Linked DNA regions of Mus musculus: region 2 is linked to region 1. A link is a loop called in an ENCODE intact Hi-C map of the cell type or tissue named here. Cell type or tissue: left cerebral cortex. All regions are shown on one strand.

Region 1 (8,000 bases):
GTGCAGAGTCCGTGGAGGTCAGAAAGGGCCATCAGGTCTCCTGGAACTGAAGTCACAACAGCTGTGAACTGCCCGTGGCTACTGGGAGTCAAAGCCAGGTCCTTTTGGAACAGCAGCCATGGCTCTTAACCACTAAGACATCTCTCCAGCCCCACTTCTCCATTTTGAGTACACACCATGGCTGTTGCCTAAACAAGCACTCGCTCCCATGTGAGGGTGAGCGTGTTGGACACCTGATTCTTCTTCCTGACCTCCTAAGGGCCCAGTGGTTACTCAGCAAGCAAATGGGAAAGTGGAGCTAAAGCTAAATTATTGCATGTTCACTCCCAAAGTGGGGTGGTTCTGACAGACTGTGCTACTCAGAAACAAGTCTCTTAAAAGCCCATAGCTGCTGACTGATATCTATCCTTGAAAATCAAAACTTTTTACTTTTTTTTTCCCCTTGGCACTCTTGCAAGATGAATGGAGTGCACACTAGATGGCACACCAAGCCCAGGTTATCATAAAAACTGTAATAAAAAACCCACTGCTTAGCCTTCTGCATTTGCGCTGAAATCATTTCCAAATCACCCGCACATCTGGAGAGAGTTTGTTCTACTTAGGCAAAGGTGTGCCCATATGCTCTGGTGGCAAAGCAATGCATATGAGACCCATGGGGGAAAAAAAGACAACTCCCCTCCCTCGCTGTATGGCGAAGCCATTTTTGTGGGTGTTACACTGAGAAAGTGAGGTAAGACGTGAAAGAAAAACAAATGGGGTAAATAACATGCTGAGTCCCAAACTTGGAAGCGTTAAACACAAAGGCTAAAATCACCAACATCTGGGGCTGGCGGGTATCTCACTGATAGAGCATGTGTGTACTGAGCACACACGGCCCTGAAGTCAATGCCCAGCCAGCACTCATGGAAGAGGAAGGGGCTGCAGGATGTTGTACATTCCATTTTGTCATTTTACAGAGTAACTTCATGAGGAAGACAGGACGATGAATCCTCATATGACAAGTGAAGCTACTTAAACCCAGACAGACTGGGTAACTGCTCTCCTCCAGCTACGTTTGAGATGCAGAGAGAGGTCTGGCCCCAGCATCATCTGTGCAAACAAAGTGCAGCACAGACTTGGCCTCGACAGACGTAGCCTTCAACGTTGGTGCACTACTCTGACTCATGGGAGGTTAGAATACATTCTACTGGCAGCTGCAAATCTCAGTGGCTTAAGAAAACAAGGGTTCATTATGCCTGTCTGTGGACTGGGGGCCTGAAACGCTAGTCCAGGTCAGGAACTGCCAGAGGAAAATCATCTTGAATGTTGCATGGCCATTCAATCATACGGTCCCAACCAGGTATTAGAGAACTGTCATTCAAATGGCTGCCATGGCGATCATCGGGATAACCCAGGAGATTCTGCATTTGCAGGAGCGCCCATTACTCTCAGGGTAAATATCATCATTAGTCTTATTTTGAAAGTGAGAAATGGAGTTCTGAAAAGAGTTAAACACTCTGCATATGATCTTACCAGTTCTGTGAGATCCCAAACTAATTGCTTGTAATTAAAACGAGATCGTTTTTTTTAGAAGATGCTATGGTGAGCTAGGTGGTGGTGGTAGTGGCAGCAACAGTTGATCACGCCCTCTGATTCCAGCCCTTGGGAGGCAGAGGCAGGCAGATCTCTGAGTTTGAGGCCAGCCTGGTTTATAGAGCAAGTTCCAGATCTTGTGGGAAAAAAAAAAAAAGAGGAGGAGGAGGAAGAGCAGAAGCAGCAGCAGCAGCTGCTGCCGCCATGGTAACTTTCTGGAAGGAAAACTCAAGTCCACTCCATAAAGGAATAACCCCTGGGGTGCTCAGCCACTGAAGTCAGGTCTCCTTTAACTTGGGCAACAGCTGTCCTGCATGTTTGCTCATCTCTGCTAGAGAATTCTCGTGAATGTGGCTCTCCTCCTCCCTTGACCCCTAAAGCGTTTTCACAGAGTCAGCTCCTTACCCAGCAGCTTGTGCTCCACGGCACTCCTTAGGGACTGGTGCTGGAAGTAGAGGAGACCATTGGGCTTCTCCTGGATCCAGGTTTTGGTGGCTTGGCGGAAGGCTGCCCAGTGCACCGCCGTCACTTTGTGGTGGTCCCTGTAGCCCATCGTGTCCAAAAGCTGGAGCAGTTCATCCTCAGCCAGCCCGCAGTGAGAGATGCAGAGCAAGCACAGCACATCCACTACCCAGCCACTTGGCCCTAGGCAGCCGCAGAGGGGGTGGGGTGGGAGGACAGAACGAAAGAGAGCGCGTCAGTGGAAGTAGGGGGTCCACTACACCAGGAAACACCCTCCCTCCTCCATCCAGGTAAGTACTGTAATGGCCCCAGTCTTCCAAAGGAAGGGGTGCAGGCAGGTTGAATAACTTACCCAAAGTCACTCAGAAGAAAGTGCTGAGAGGGGATCTGAATTCAGTTTGCCTTCAGAACCCAAGGTGTCACCCACCATTGACAGTCATATCTAACACCGGGGACAAATGGGCAGGCTTCCTGGTCTCCACGCGAAGCAATCTGCCCAGTGCAGTTTGCTAGGTCAGGAGCTTCTCTTGGAGAAGGGCCACTCACTCAAACACCATCCAAGGGCCCTTAAGCTTCTGTCCTATCACTGGCTTTAAGATCTGCCAGCTAGAGAGATCCTTCTGACCACAGCGAAGACAGGCATCATGGTCCCCTGCCGCTCGTGAACTGAAGTGGTCCACACTACCTACAGCCTTCAATTAAAGGCACATCTGAAGCCAAGGTGATGAAGCTCCCCCTAAACGGGACTGAGCTCTACCCAGCTCTTCCTAGCCCCATGGCTTTGGAGCTCCCTAGACCCATCAGGACTGCGGGCCAGTGCTGGAGAAGCAGCCGCCATTGCAGGAAGGAGCCGAGGGCTTTCCTGTGCAGTCCTGGGGGTGTAGTTAGATAGAATGGATCAATGGCCTTTGCAACTCTTCTAGGGGACCTCACTTCCACCTTAAAATCCACTTTCCTGATAGAAATGCAAACGGTAGAGCAGAAAACTGTGAGGGACAATGTAGTACCACAGTAATCAATGTGCCCTGTATTCTTCCACCTCTCCAACTGCATTCCAATCTAGGTTTCCGTGTTCTGAAAGGAGACTGAGATGCAGAAAAGACAAAACGAGGAAAGCAAGCTTCAAATCAGATATCAGAGGCCTACTGCACAGACAGTGGCTGGAGAGAATAAAAGCTTTCAACAGCCTGCTTCTTGACTGTTGTAAACACACCGTAGAAAAATTGTTCACATTTCGGGAGCGAGGGGTGTGGGCCACTTTCATCATGTGATGCGAGGGCTATTTAAAGAGGCTGTCCAGCCGGGAGCTGCGGTTCTCAGTGCCTGCCCGCCTCCTCACTCATCGCACCATGGCGGACGCCTTTGTCGGTACCTGGAAGCTAGTGGACTGCAAGAATTTTGATGACTACATGAAGTCACTCGGTGTGGGCTTTGCCACCAGGCAGGTGGCTAGCATGACCAAGCCTACTACCATCATCGAGAAGAACGGGGATACTATCACCATAAAGACACAAAGTACCTTCAAGAACACAGAGATCAACTTTCAGCTGGGAATAGAGTTCGACGAGGTGACAGCAGATGACCGGAAGGTCAAGTCACTGGTGACGCTGGACGGAGGCAAACTCATCCATGTGCAGAAGTGGAATGGGCAGGAGACAACACTAACTAGGGAGCTAGTTGACAGGAAACTCATCCTGACTCTCACTCATGGCAGTGTGGTGAGCACTCGGACTTATGAGAAGGAGGCGTGACCTGGCTGCTCCGTCACTGACCGCCCGCTCCTCTGCCAACTGGCCACCCCTCAGCTCAGCACCATGCTGCCTCATGGTTTTCCCCTCTGACATTTTGTATAAACATTCTTGGGTTGGGATTTTTCTGGAGATACGGGGCATCAGCCTGGACTCAGTTCCTACTATGTATGTGGTTTATTTTTTAAAACTGTATCCAAAGGGTGCTCTAAGGACAATAAAGCAGAACCAAGGCCAAAAAAAAAAAAAAAAAAAAAAAAAAAAAAAAAAAAAAAAAGAAAAATTGTTCACCACAAACAATAGACTCACAAGATGAGCTAACGATGTTGTTTGTTTGTTTGTTTGTTTGTTTGTTTGTTTGTTTTACCCCAACTAGGAAGGAAAGAGCTGTTACTAAACTGAGAAAGGTCTAGGAGAAAGTTGAAGAGGAAATCAGGCATCAAGGTGCCAGGAGAGCCAAGGTATATAGCACACCCTTTTAGTCCCAGAACTCGGGAGGCAGAAGCAGATGGAGCTGTGTGAGTTTGAGTCCAGCCTGGTCTACATAAGCAAGTTCTAGCCAGAACTACATAGAGAGACCCTGTGGAAACAAAACAAGATTGTCCTTGGTGAGGATGAGGGACTGCACCAGCAGGGGGCAGCAGAAACAGAACAACCGAGAAACTGGGACAAACAAGTCTTGGAGCCATAAAGGAGGCACTTTTAGGATCAGCTATCACACACCTGGAATCACGGTGTCTAGAGTTGTGTCTTTAGGCTTCAAAGTCCAACTATAATCTTCAACCCAGCGCTTCAGAATCAACTCCCAGAGCTCCTGCACAGAGGCAACCTCCAAGTACTCCCGGAGACACTGGAACTCATTGCGGTAGATTTTGCACTCCTGCAGCTCGCTGGCGATGATTGCGAGCTTCAGAGGGCTCAGGTTTGGTTTCTTCCTCAAAATGGGCTTGCTCTGCCCGAAGCGTTCTTGGTCGGCAGGGGAGAGGTGCTGTCTGAAGATGTTGAACTTGGTGTCTTCGTCCCCGATGCTGTTGAGTTCCACGATCTTCACGTCAGGGCGGGCACACAGCGACTTGCAGGACAGACTGGAGGAGACGCTGCTCAGAATGAATTTACAGTGAGGAGGCAGGGAGCGCGGCAGCCAGGAGAAATCTTTCGCCTATTGGAGACATTGCAAAACTTCAAAAACCTTAACATTATGTTCAGAGCGATTGCATGTGAGTACAGTGAGGGTAACTTGGACAGGGAACCATTTGGTAGTAAAAAAAAAAAAAATACAAATTCACACAGAATGGAACCACATTTGACTGATTCATCTGTGATGAATCTAATAGTGCAAATCTGGACTCTCTTCTGAGGAATAATCTACAGCAATAATCGAAAAAAAAATCTAATAAAGGCAATTTGGACCTCTTAATAAAATAAGAAGACCTTGTGTTACATAACAAAGAATTGTTACTTTTGCAGCAAAACTGTCATGATATATACCTAATATGATACTTTCTTGATTGTTTAAAAATTTTATTACATTTCCATTTATTTATTTTGTGTGCACGTGTGTATGTGCAGGCAGGTGCCATGGGATAACTTTTGGGAATTGGTTCTTTACTATGATGTGGACCCCAGGTATTGAACTTGGGGTTGTTAGCCATGGCAGTAAGCACCCTTACCACTGAGCCATCTCACTGGCCCTCTAGGTCTGGATTCCGATTCTGCCATTTAATTAGACAACACTTAGATAACCTAACATCTCTCTGCCCTCTCTCCAACCAGGGATGCTGAGTAGTCTCTTTCTGAGTGGCTGTGTACACGCTAGACCTTTGGTCCTGAGCCAAAAAGAACATGCTGATACATTTAAAGCTCCTAGCACGATGCCAGGCCCATAGTAAATGGCATGTCAGTATCTGACTACTAAAACATAAAGCCATAATTAAAATCAATGACAGACAAACCTAGAAACACAACACAAGATAAGTGTATTATATACACCCTAAGTAATGGGGTCTTCTCCTTTATAAAATTAAGTGTAGTTTTTAAGAGTTGTTACCTTCTGACCTGAAATCCCATAGATACCGATCAGCTCTTCGATCCCGTCTAGTACCAGGATGCATGGCTTTAAGCTTATGGCGGCTATGAACACTTCTACGAGAAGTGAAAAGACCAAGACATTTGAGTCCTCGTTAAGGAAATCCATTTCAAGCCGGGGACCTACAATACAGAAGTTTCAGATGAGGTCAAAATGTTCCCATCAATGCTCAGATGTGCTGATGGCCAGAGACACAGAGAGGTTAGAAAACGAGTGCCCGCCACTCCAGCTGTGTGGCTGACACACACATGCACACGCTTGGCCGGCTTCCTCAAGACATTCAGGCCCAAAGTAGTGGTGCTATCTGTCACCTGATGTCTCCAATACATTTTCAGGATTTCATATAAAGATGCTATGTGTAGTATTTGTACATGTTTCATATGGGCATACACATATGCGGGAGGGGCAGGGGTAAAAGTCTGGTAGTCTCAATTTCTTTCCACCTAAGTTTTTGAGGTAGAGTCTCTCTCTGAAATTGGAACTCACAAATGTTGCTATACAAACTGACCAGTGAGTTCCAGTGATCCTCCTGTGTCCACATCCCCAATAGTCCAAAGGCTATGGAAGATTGTTTTGTTGTTTTAAGATTTTATTTATTTATTTATTTATTTATTTATTTATTTATTTATTTATTGTATATGAGTGCTCTTTGTTGTTTTAAGATTTTATTTATTTATTTATTTATTTATTTATTTATTTATTTATTTATTTATTGTATATGAGTGCTCTATCTGCATGTATGCCTGCATACCAGAAGAGGGCATCAGATCCCAGGTGGTTGTGAGCCACCATGTAGTTGCTGGGAATTGAACTCAGGACCTCTGGAAGAGCAGCCAGTGCTCTTAACCGCTGAGCCATCTCTCCAGCCCAGGCTATGGGAGTCTCATGCACAGTCATCACATGACGAAAAGCACCAAGCATAAGACAGTTTAGTGAGTATAACTACTTCTCCTCGAAACGATGTTCAAGAAAGTGATAGCATGATGATACTGGAAAATGATCCCAAACATTTCTCTCTGTTTGATAAGAGTCAACCTGCCTCTATTAAAGGTCCGCCTTAAATGTTAATATCTCCAAGGCAGACTTAGTGTTCATGTGTGTGGAGGTCATCACTCAGCACAGATTTTCTGGGAGTCTTCTATGCCTTTCCAGGCACCGGGCTTATCAGTAAACAATAAAGTAGACCTACTCTCTGAACTCACAGAGCTTGCAGAGGAAGACAAACATTAAAACACAGAATCTTGGGACCTTTCTAAGTCACCTGGAAGACCAGGCAGGGTAAGCTCACGGTACTTGGAGGGAGCCATCCACATGAAGTACCACACACACTGGCTGTCAGGCAGCAGAGCTCCACTCTCTTACAGAGGGGTGGCCCATGAGTGATAAGTATGTCACCACCAGACTATCGAGGGACGTAAAAGGGCCTGAGGTGATGGTTCAACGCCAAAGAAACTCAACTTGTGGAGCCAAGGACAAGAAGTCAGGCTAGGAAGTGATTTTGGCCCAGGACACAAGTGCTGGCAAGTCCTGCTGAGGCTTTCTGCCCATTCCCACTTATTCCACAGCACCAACTCAAAGAGAGCCAATGTTGGGTGAGGACCAAGAAGGAAATCTTCCAAAAGGCTGAGAGAAGTTTTTTCCCCCCTCTAGAAGGCTACACAATAAAGTATGGAGGACAAAGACTTCAGAGTGAAAAGCCAGAGCTCAGACTGTCCCACTAATGGTGGCCTGCAGTCTGGATGTCAGGGTGCTAATGCTGATGGAAGCCCGGGAACCATGAAGCTCTTAACAGGATGCCTGGTGCTCAGGAGCCTTCAGTCTGTAGAACTCGCCTTCTAGGAGTGCCATTCAGTTCTAAGAAACACAGTGCCAAGGAAGGAACTGCATCAAGAGAAAGCTGGACTCTGCAAAGAGTGTCTCAGACTAGGTGCCAGCTGCTAGCAAGGCAGAAGAGGGGACTAGGAAGTCAGGAGTGTCTCCGACAGTGGCAGTTCCTCACCACCTACTTTGTTCTGGCAGGAATATGTCACGTGTGGTATTTGGTGTCTCAAAGGGGAAGGGCCCCTGCTTCTCGCCTCTCACGGAGAAAGAAATGCTTGTGGCCGAGAAGGCGGGGTCAAAGGAAACTGAGT
Region 2 (8,000 bases), 260 kb after region 1:
CAGATACTAGTGCTGTCAGGAAGTGGGGCTGCTAGATGGTCAGAACTGTGGCCACCAGAGCTGGGAGTCCTACACTTGAATTCTAGAGCTAGAAGATTGGTGATCTGAGTTAATGAGCCAGAGCCCGGCAAGATGACTGAGTGTATTGTCTTTGGCCTTTGATTTTTACATCAGTAAAGTCGAGGTGATAGCATTTCCTACCAAAGGTTGTTGAGAAGTTAAGTCCCATCTTTCGGTCTATCTCAGCAGAACCAGGATCTTAAGCCCAATAAATAGGCTACCCCATTCCCAGCCTAACCACCATCACTTTTATGATTGCTATCACCAGCATCAAGATCTTCTTATACAGTCATTCCCTACTAGCTCCTTCTGTTGCTGACAAAAAGCAATTTAAGGAACAAAGGGTTAACATTGGCTCACAGTGTGGGTGGACAAACCACCATGGCAAAGATGGCAGCAGGAGTATAAGGTGGCTGGTCATATTATAACTGCAGTCAGGAAGCAGCCAGAGATGGAGGCTGGTGCTCAGCTTATTTTCCTTTTTATTCTGTTGAGGAGCCCAGCCCAGGGAAGAGTGCCACCTACCTTTAAGGTGGGTCTTTTCCCCTCATTTACCTCAGTCTAGAAAGTCTCTTGAAGAGGCTTGTTTAGAGCCCGTAAATTTGTCAAGGTTACCTATTGGACTTGTCCACCTGTGAACGAGCCATCTCTTTTGTTTCTTTACAGTGATGCAAAAGTGATCCTTTCAATGCTGAGCTGAGGCAGTGAGTTTCAATTTCCAGATGGCAGTGCTCTTAACAGGTACCTGTCACATGAAAGACAAGCACCTCTTTCTCTTGTGGGGCCGACTGCTTTGGCATCACGTAGGTGTATATTCTGGAGAAGTATATTCCCAAAGCAGATTTGTAAGCTGCAATGCACCCTTTGTAAAGAGCCATGGTTCCTCTTGGTCTTCACTACAGTTAGCTTTAGAATCAGTCAGGAAACACACCTTGAGGTATTCTATGCAGACTTTTCCAGAGAGATTTCATAGCAGAGGGTAGACCCACCCTGAATGGGCAGCACCATTTGGTGGGTTGAATAAAACAGGGGAGTGAGCCAGGCACCAGCACCTATCCTTCTCTGATTTCTTACTGGGAGGCAGTATGGCCAGCCACCACATACTCCAGCTTCCATGTTTTCCACACCATGGGGATCTTAGACATGACCTTCGGATGATGAAATCTGGGTAAGTCAGAGGCAAACTGACATGAGTGGATAACTTCATGCACGGACCCAGTCCTGGATGTCACTGCCCAAGGGCTTTGCAAATTCTTTGTGTAAATAAGCCATGTAATTAGCCATGTATTAGCCATGTAATCTTCAGAGGATTTAGTAAATACCGCCACTTATTGAATGCAAATGCTTATGTCCATGAGCTTAGTTTGATTGTTTGGGCCACTTCTGTATTTGAACGCATTTCTGTCAGAGGTGGGGGCTAGGGATGGTGATGAGAAGCAAATAAAAGGATTTCATTTGACTGATCTTCTCACAGTTTCCCAACACCCTTGGCTGTTCTTCTGCAAGAGGAGGAAGCTGGTGGAGAAACCCACAGATTATACTTTCAAAGCCAAAATCTGTACTGTGTCGTTCCTACTACCCTGCTTTAAGCTCTGGCCCCACGCTCGTTCCCTTGGATCTGAGGACAAAACACACATACGCATTAACTTACTTTTAATATGCTTTAGCGCAATGGCTGGGCTCCTTGAAGCCTCCCTCCACTATTGTGCCCTTCTTTTCACTCCCAGTGCAACACCTGTAATTCTACCTACCCTCTGCTTAGTTGCCAGGTTACCTTCTTCTTGTTCAGCCCCCTAAAGCTGCCCTCATCTTAATTATCTTTTTAATCTCCTGCCTGCTACCCCAGGCCAGTCTGGGAAGCGACCTTTCTCCCTCCGAAGCACAGTGAGTCTTTCCTCCTCCCTCCAGTCTGTTAACCTGCCTGCTGGAAAACTGGAAGTCCCACCTATTTCACCCACCTCTTAGGCCACAGACATCTTTATTGATCAATCAGAAACCAACGAGGGAATGGGACCTTCAGTGCTCACATGCAGATCCCGGTCAAAGCATTAGAACTGCTCCCTACAAAAATCTTTGTTCGGGTACCCACTGTGCTCTTACTTGTGGAGAAACTGACACCACTCCCAGGAGAAAGACATCTGGGATTTGAATTCATCAAAAAACAGGACGCACTTTCGTGATGATATGTCTGGAAAGGGGTTCTGTGCTCCAAAGGCCCAAGACGTCTGTTGGTATTAGTGAAGCAATTTCCTTGACACTTGACCTTTCCTCCAGAAAGTCAAGTGTCTCTTCAATTCAACCCACTATAGGCTGTGGGTTCCCTGCCTCCCCTGAGAAACTGTCTATTCCCACAGTCATCAATGTATTGGTAAAGCCCAGGCCAGGCTGTTTCTAGCAATTTTTAAACATGCTAATCAAGGACTGAAGATGGCTATTCCTCCAAGTATGGTGTTTAGTTAGCTGAGATGTGAGTCGGGCACCTAGAGAGCTTTCTTTAGTATAACACATTTAGTCTTCCCAGAAAACAGTGGAGGTAGTTAAACTTTGTCTCTGATGATTTTATGTAGATTCACTCAGTCAAGGATTACTGCTACCCTACTATGTGGAGATGTAAGACCCAATGAGCCTTATGTCCCGGATGTTCCACTCAACAGAAAAACAGAAACAGAGATCGATGAGCATCAATGAGCTCGAAGAGACAGCAATGAGCATGAGGTTTATTGATCCGATGCGCCGGGGCGGGGGGGGGGGGTGTCCTACAATGGGGCAGAGGCGACACCAAATCTCCTAAGCACACACTTTTTATACAGTTTAAGGGTGTGGTTTAAGCCCATTGTTGGCCAGAGCTGACCTTTTCATTCCGCCCCCCCTGGTGAGGTGGGGTCTTAGTCACCAGAAGAGGGAACTGAAACCTTCTTGGTCATCATCTGCACCTGCCTTATGGCTGGGGCTTTTCTTGTAAAGCTGGTTTTGCTGGGTCATTCCAGGAAGGGAGTGTTCGTCACAACCTTCTAACGGAATGTCCCCCAGCATGCTATTCTAGCAAGGTCTTTCAGTAGCCATCTTATGTTCTCTAAGGTCACACATTCCCACAAAGACAATTTTCTAAGTGCTTAGGATATAGCAGGGAACAGGACACACAGTGGTATCTGATCTTGGGATTCTGTCACTGCAAGCAGAAAGTGGTCAGTGTGTAGAATAAATTGTAGGCAGAATATGGGTGATACATGCTGTAGTATTAGAGGAACCCCAAGTGTCAGGTAGTGGCCACCAGAAGGGAGCCCTCTTGTAAAGGTTGGCATTTATGAATACCTAAAGGAGATAAAGATTGAGCTGGGCAGGCATGTAGTGAGACTTCCTGTTGAGAGAACAGCCAGTGTGCAGCCCGCACTAGCAGGAAGATTCAATCTGGGATTCAGCCTTTTCCTTTTGTTTAAGAAATGAGGTAGCTTTGCATATTCCTCATCTAGATTACCCCTGTGGGAGGCCCAGGTGCCAGCTTGCAGAGCCCTGTGCCAGTAACCTTGGAAGGGCACTGTGAAGAGATTTTGTAGGGAATGGTGGGTCTGTTCTGGGTTTCAGTGTTTATGAGAACGTGTTAACATTCGTAGAACTAGATACCCAGAAAGTCCATTGCACTCCCTGTTAACTTAAAAGACAAATATTTTCAAAAGCACTTTAATACCGTTTACTTGGTCTACTTTCATCCCGCAAGTCTGAGTGTTTCCAGCTGTTACTAAAGATGAGCTCGTTCCAATGCAGATTCTGCAGCCCCCACCACAGAGCCTTCCCAGCCACTGTTGGGCCTCCTAGTGCTGGCTGTCAAAAAAGAATCTATACTAATGGGACACTGGTTGCTCGTTAATGCCATAATGTTTTAAACACCTTAATTAGTCTCTTGCTTCTCAAAAGAACACCATGAGGTAGACACTAGACTATCACCTGAATTCTGCAAACAAAGAAACCCAAGCACTGTGAGATGAGATGTCTTTGCCCAGACACTGTGAACTGGAAGCAGCAGAGCCCATCAGCTCAATCTTCAGGCTAACTGATTCTGTCAGGCAGTGTCAACATCAGAGAGATGAGACTCTGTGCTCTTTAACTAATGTGTTTGAGAGAAGACCTATCCTGGGAAAGAACTGCCATTGGAGTCAGTTTGCTGGATCATGTCGACTAAACAGGAGGATTGACAAGATGAATGAGTGGGTATCTGAATCCTATGGGGGGGGGGCAGAGAAGTCAAATTATGAGGTTTATAGGTAGATTCCAGAGTGGGAACCCAGGTGCATAGCCCTACCTGATCGTGAGCAAGGAAATGAACTCAAGATCTTCTGAGACATCTAAGCAGACACCTGCTTTCTTCTCTGGACTGATGCCACTCTGGGATGACTCTTTCCACTCCACAAAGCTCTTCCTAAGTTGATGCAAAGCCTATGACCCTGCGATTGTCCCTCCTCAGGCTCTATTGCCAAGTGGACTTGTTTTCATCCTCTCAATAGTCCCCTTTCCCACCTCAGTCTCTGAGAAGTTAGTTGTGAGACTGCCAGCCAAAAGGTTTTCCAATCTGATGTGTCCACGCCTGCCCTCTAGTGGCAAGTATGTGGCAATGTCACTGCTTTTTGCACTTTTGCAGCCATTAAAGAAAATGCTGTCACCTGAGTTTTGATCTTAGCCATTCTGACTGGAGTGAAGTGGAATCTCAGTGTTGTTTTGATTTGCATTTCCCTGATGATTAAGGATGCTGAACATTTTTTCAGGTGCTTCTCAGCCATTCGGTATTCCTCAGGTGAGAATTCTTTGTTCAGCTCTGAGCCCCATTTTTTAATGGGGTTATTTGATTTTCTGGAGTCCACCTTCTTGAGTTCTTTATATATATTGGATATTAGTCCCCTATCCGATTTGGGATAGGTAAAGATCCTTTCCCAATCTGTTGGTGGCCTTTTTGTCTTATTGACGGTGTCTTTTGCTTTGCAGAAGCTTTGCAATTTTATGAGTTCCCATTTATCGATTCTTGATCTTACAGCACAAGCCATTGCTGTTCTATTCAGGAATTTTTCTCCTGTACCCATATCTTCGAGGCCCAATCCCCTACCCACCCACTCCCCCTTTTTGGCCCTGGCGTTCCCCTGTACTGGGGCATATAAAGTTTGCAAGTCCAATGGGCCTCTCTTTGCAGTGATGGCCGACTAGGCCATCTTTTGATACATATGCAGCTAAAGACAAGAGCTCCCAGGTACTGGTTAGTTCATATTGTTGTTCCACCTATAGGGTTGCAGTTCCCTTTAGCTCCTTGGGTAATTTCTCTAGCTCCTCCATTAGGGGCCGTGTGACCCATCCAATAGCTGACTGTGATCATCCACTTCTGTGTTTGCTAGGCCCCAGCATAGTCTCACAAGAGAGAGCTATATCTGGGTCCTTTCAGCAAAATCTTGCTAGTGTATGCAATGGTGTCAGCATTTGGAAGCTGATTATGGGATGGATCCCTAGATAAGGCAGTCTCTAGATGGTCCATCCTTTTGTCGCAGCTCCAAACTTTGTCTCTGTAACTCCTTCCATGGGTGTTTTGTTCCCATTTGGGGGACCTTTGGGATAGCATTGAAAATGTAAATGAGGAAAATACTTAATTAAAAAAAAATAAAGTGTTAAAGGGTTAAAAAAAAAGAAAATGCTGGTCACTTGAACGCAAGAACTGTTATATTGTGAAAATAGAATTCTTGTGACCAAGATGGGATATCAGTGCCTGATGGGCAGGTGGCATACACCATGTGTATATGCTGGACAAATGGATGGCCATTGTCTTGTATGGGATGGATCAGTGCAGTGTGAGATTTTAGCACGTCATGACAAACAGTGAACAGGTTAGAACACATTAATAGCATCTTTCTGGAACTTTCAAACGTAAAGACTTTGGACTGTGGTGGATAGTGTATGATTCAAAAGACAAAACAAAGCAAAACAAAAGCCAACAAGCAAACAACAAACGAAAACCCGGATCCCTGGGGAAGGGATTCCTGGGTAAGGTAACAGTCATATAAATTTTCCACAGTCTGTGTCTCACATAACAGCCAAAAAACTTGATCATGACTCTTTTCTATAACAGAGTACTGCCACTGTTGTATTAAAGCCAAACTTACCTTCAATATGCCTTTAAAAAAACCTGGTATCTATCTCCATTCTCTAATGTTTTTCTTGTGTACCTGTATTTCCCCCCCTCCAGCAGAACGGACCTTCTTTCTTGGCTTCAGATATGCCAACATCCTCCCTGCCATTTGCACAGATACTTCACATTCTTCATGTTTCATCTTAAAGACCCATGGCCTATAGTACTCAGGAGATGGCTCAGAGGTTAAGTGAACTTCTAGAGGACCTGCAGTCAGTTTCCAGCATCCACATGATGGCTCACAATCATCTGTAACTATAGTTACTGGGGTCTGATACCTTTTTCTGGCCTCTGTAGGTACCAGGCTCACATGCAATGCATATAAATACATGCAGGCAAAACATTCGTATGCATAAAATGCAAATAAACAAGTGTTCATGAAGTATAGCAACAATGGAGGAACAGATACGCTGACCTGGAACAGAGTAGAGAGCACGGAAATACAGCTGAGCATTTACAGTCAGGCTTCTAAGAACATACAACAGAGAAGACACAGTTTCCACAGAAAAATCACCATGGAGATGGCTAACTTCAGACAGAAAAAGGAGTTGGAACCTTGTCTTGTACCCTATATAAAATCCAACTCAAGACGGATAAATGAGTGTAATACTGAAAGTGTAAACAATTAGAAAAACATAAAGAGAGGGAAATCAATTTTGCATTGGCAATGATATCTGAGATATGTCTCCCAAATTCAAGCAATGTATAAGTCAGAATGGACAAATAAGATTACACCAGATTGAAAGAAGCAGTAGTGTGAGAGACAGTATATGGATTGGAAGAATAATTTTTAAATATCTGTCTGATAAAAGGCTATCATCCAAAATATAAGAGAACTCAATTCAACAGAAAACAAAAACCTATTCTAAAGATATATAAAGCATATAAAGGCATATAAAGACACAGCAAAGATATATGAAGGTAATACTCATCACCAGGAAGATGCAAATGGGCACAGTGAACACCTCACATGGGCTAGAATGATTGTTATAAGCGATATGAAAGACCGTGCCAAGGCCCACAACATGGCCCAGTGGGTGAAGGTACCTGCCACTAAGTTTGATACCTGGAACTGACATTGTAGAAGGAGAGAACTGATTTCTGCAAATTGTCCTCTGACCTCCACAAACACATTATGACATGCACATATATAGATATAGTTTAAAATTATAATGATAGAGGGCCATCAAGGGTATGGAGAAAGGAGATTTTTGTATTCTATAAATGGGAATATAAATTAATATAGTTGTTATGGAGAACAGTATGGGATTCCTCAGAAAATGGGAAATAGAATTACCATTTGGTCCATTGGCCCCACTTATGTGCACATATCCAAAGAACTGGGAATCATCATAGCAATGAGTTAGGGATAGTGGCTCTCCCATGATCATTTCAGCATGACTCACAGTAACCAGGTGTTAAGGATTCATTGTCAGATGGTGTGTTGCTGGTGATAACGAAATACTATTAGGCAATTAAAAAGAGGGAAAGCCTGTTGCTCTCGATAGGGATCAACCTGGAGAGTGCTATGTTAAGGCAAGTAAGCAGGGTACAGAAGGATACCACCTGCATGATCTCGGTTGGGGCATCTAAGAGTTGAAAGCATGGAAGTATAACATCGGATTATGGCTACTAGAAGTAGAGAGAAGGTGTGGAAAGAAATCTAGTGACCTTGATCAAAGTTGCAGCTGAGAAGAATAGCTTCAGTTGTCCATTCTAAGGACCGCAGATGTTAAATATTAAACAACAACATATTTTATATTTTCAAATTGCCAAAGAG

What was found. A loop is a pair of places that touch in the nucleus more often than their neighbours do. Peaks named below come from ENCODE experiments on the same cell type or tissue, not always from the same donor. Only the 100,000 strongest peaks of a DNase experiment are listed, where the experiment ranks them.
Region 2: a loop joins it to region 1, with 15 times the contacts of the local background. A loop is called at or near these places in 17 of 42 quality-filtered maps.

What each region holds. Positions count from the first base shown.
Region 1 is chr10:86,727,772-86,735,771 of GRCm38, reverse strand. Ttc41 (tetratricopeptide repeat domain 41) reads right to left here. Exons shown (of 16, transcript NM_001003910.2): 5 at 5,830-5,990; 6 at 4,506-4,941; 7 at 1,978-2,217. It also overlaps the pseudogene Fabp3-ps1. Among named protein-coding and RNA genes, the nearest start is that of Ttc41, 26 kb to the right of the region's middle. In left cerebral cortex, CTCF peaks have their summits at 478 (motif pointing right) and 4,406 (motif pointing right); DNase peaks (open chromatin) are centred at 4,429, 4,826, 7,438 and 7,946; H3K4me3 peaks cover 1,270 bases; H3K27ac peaks cover 730 bases.
Region 2 is chr10:86,470,467-86,478,466 of GRCm38, reverse strand. The region is part of intron 1 of Syn3 (synapsin III); the gene reads left to right. Among named protein-coding and RNA genes, the nearest start is that of Syn3, 24 kb to the left of the region's middle. In left cerebral cortex, a CTCF peak has its summit at 4,649 (motif pointing left); DNase peaks (open chromatin) are centred at 1,562 and 4,634.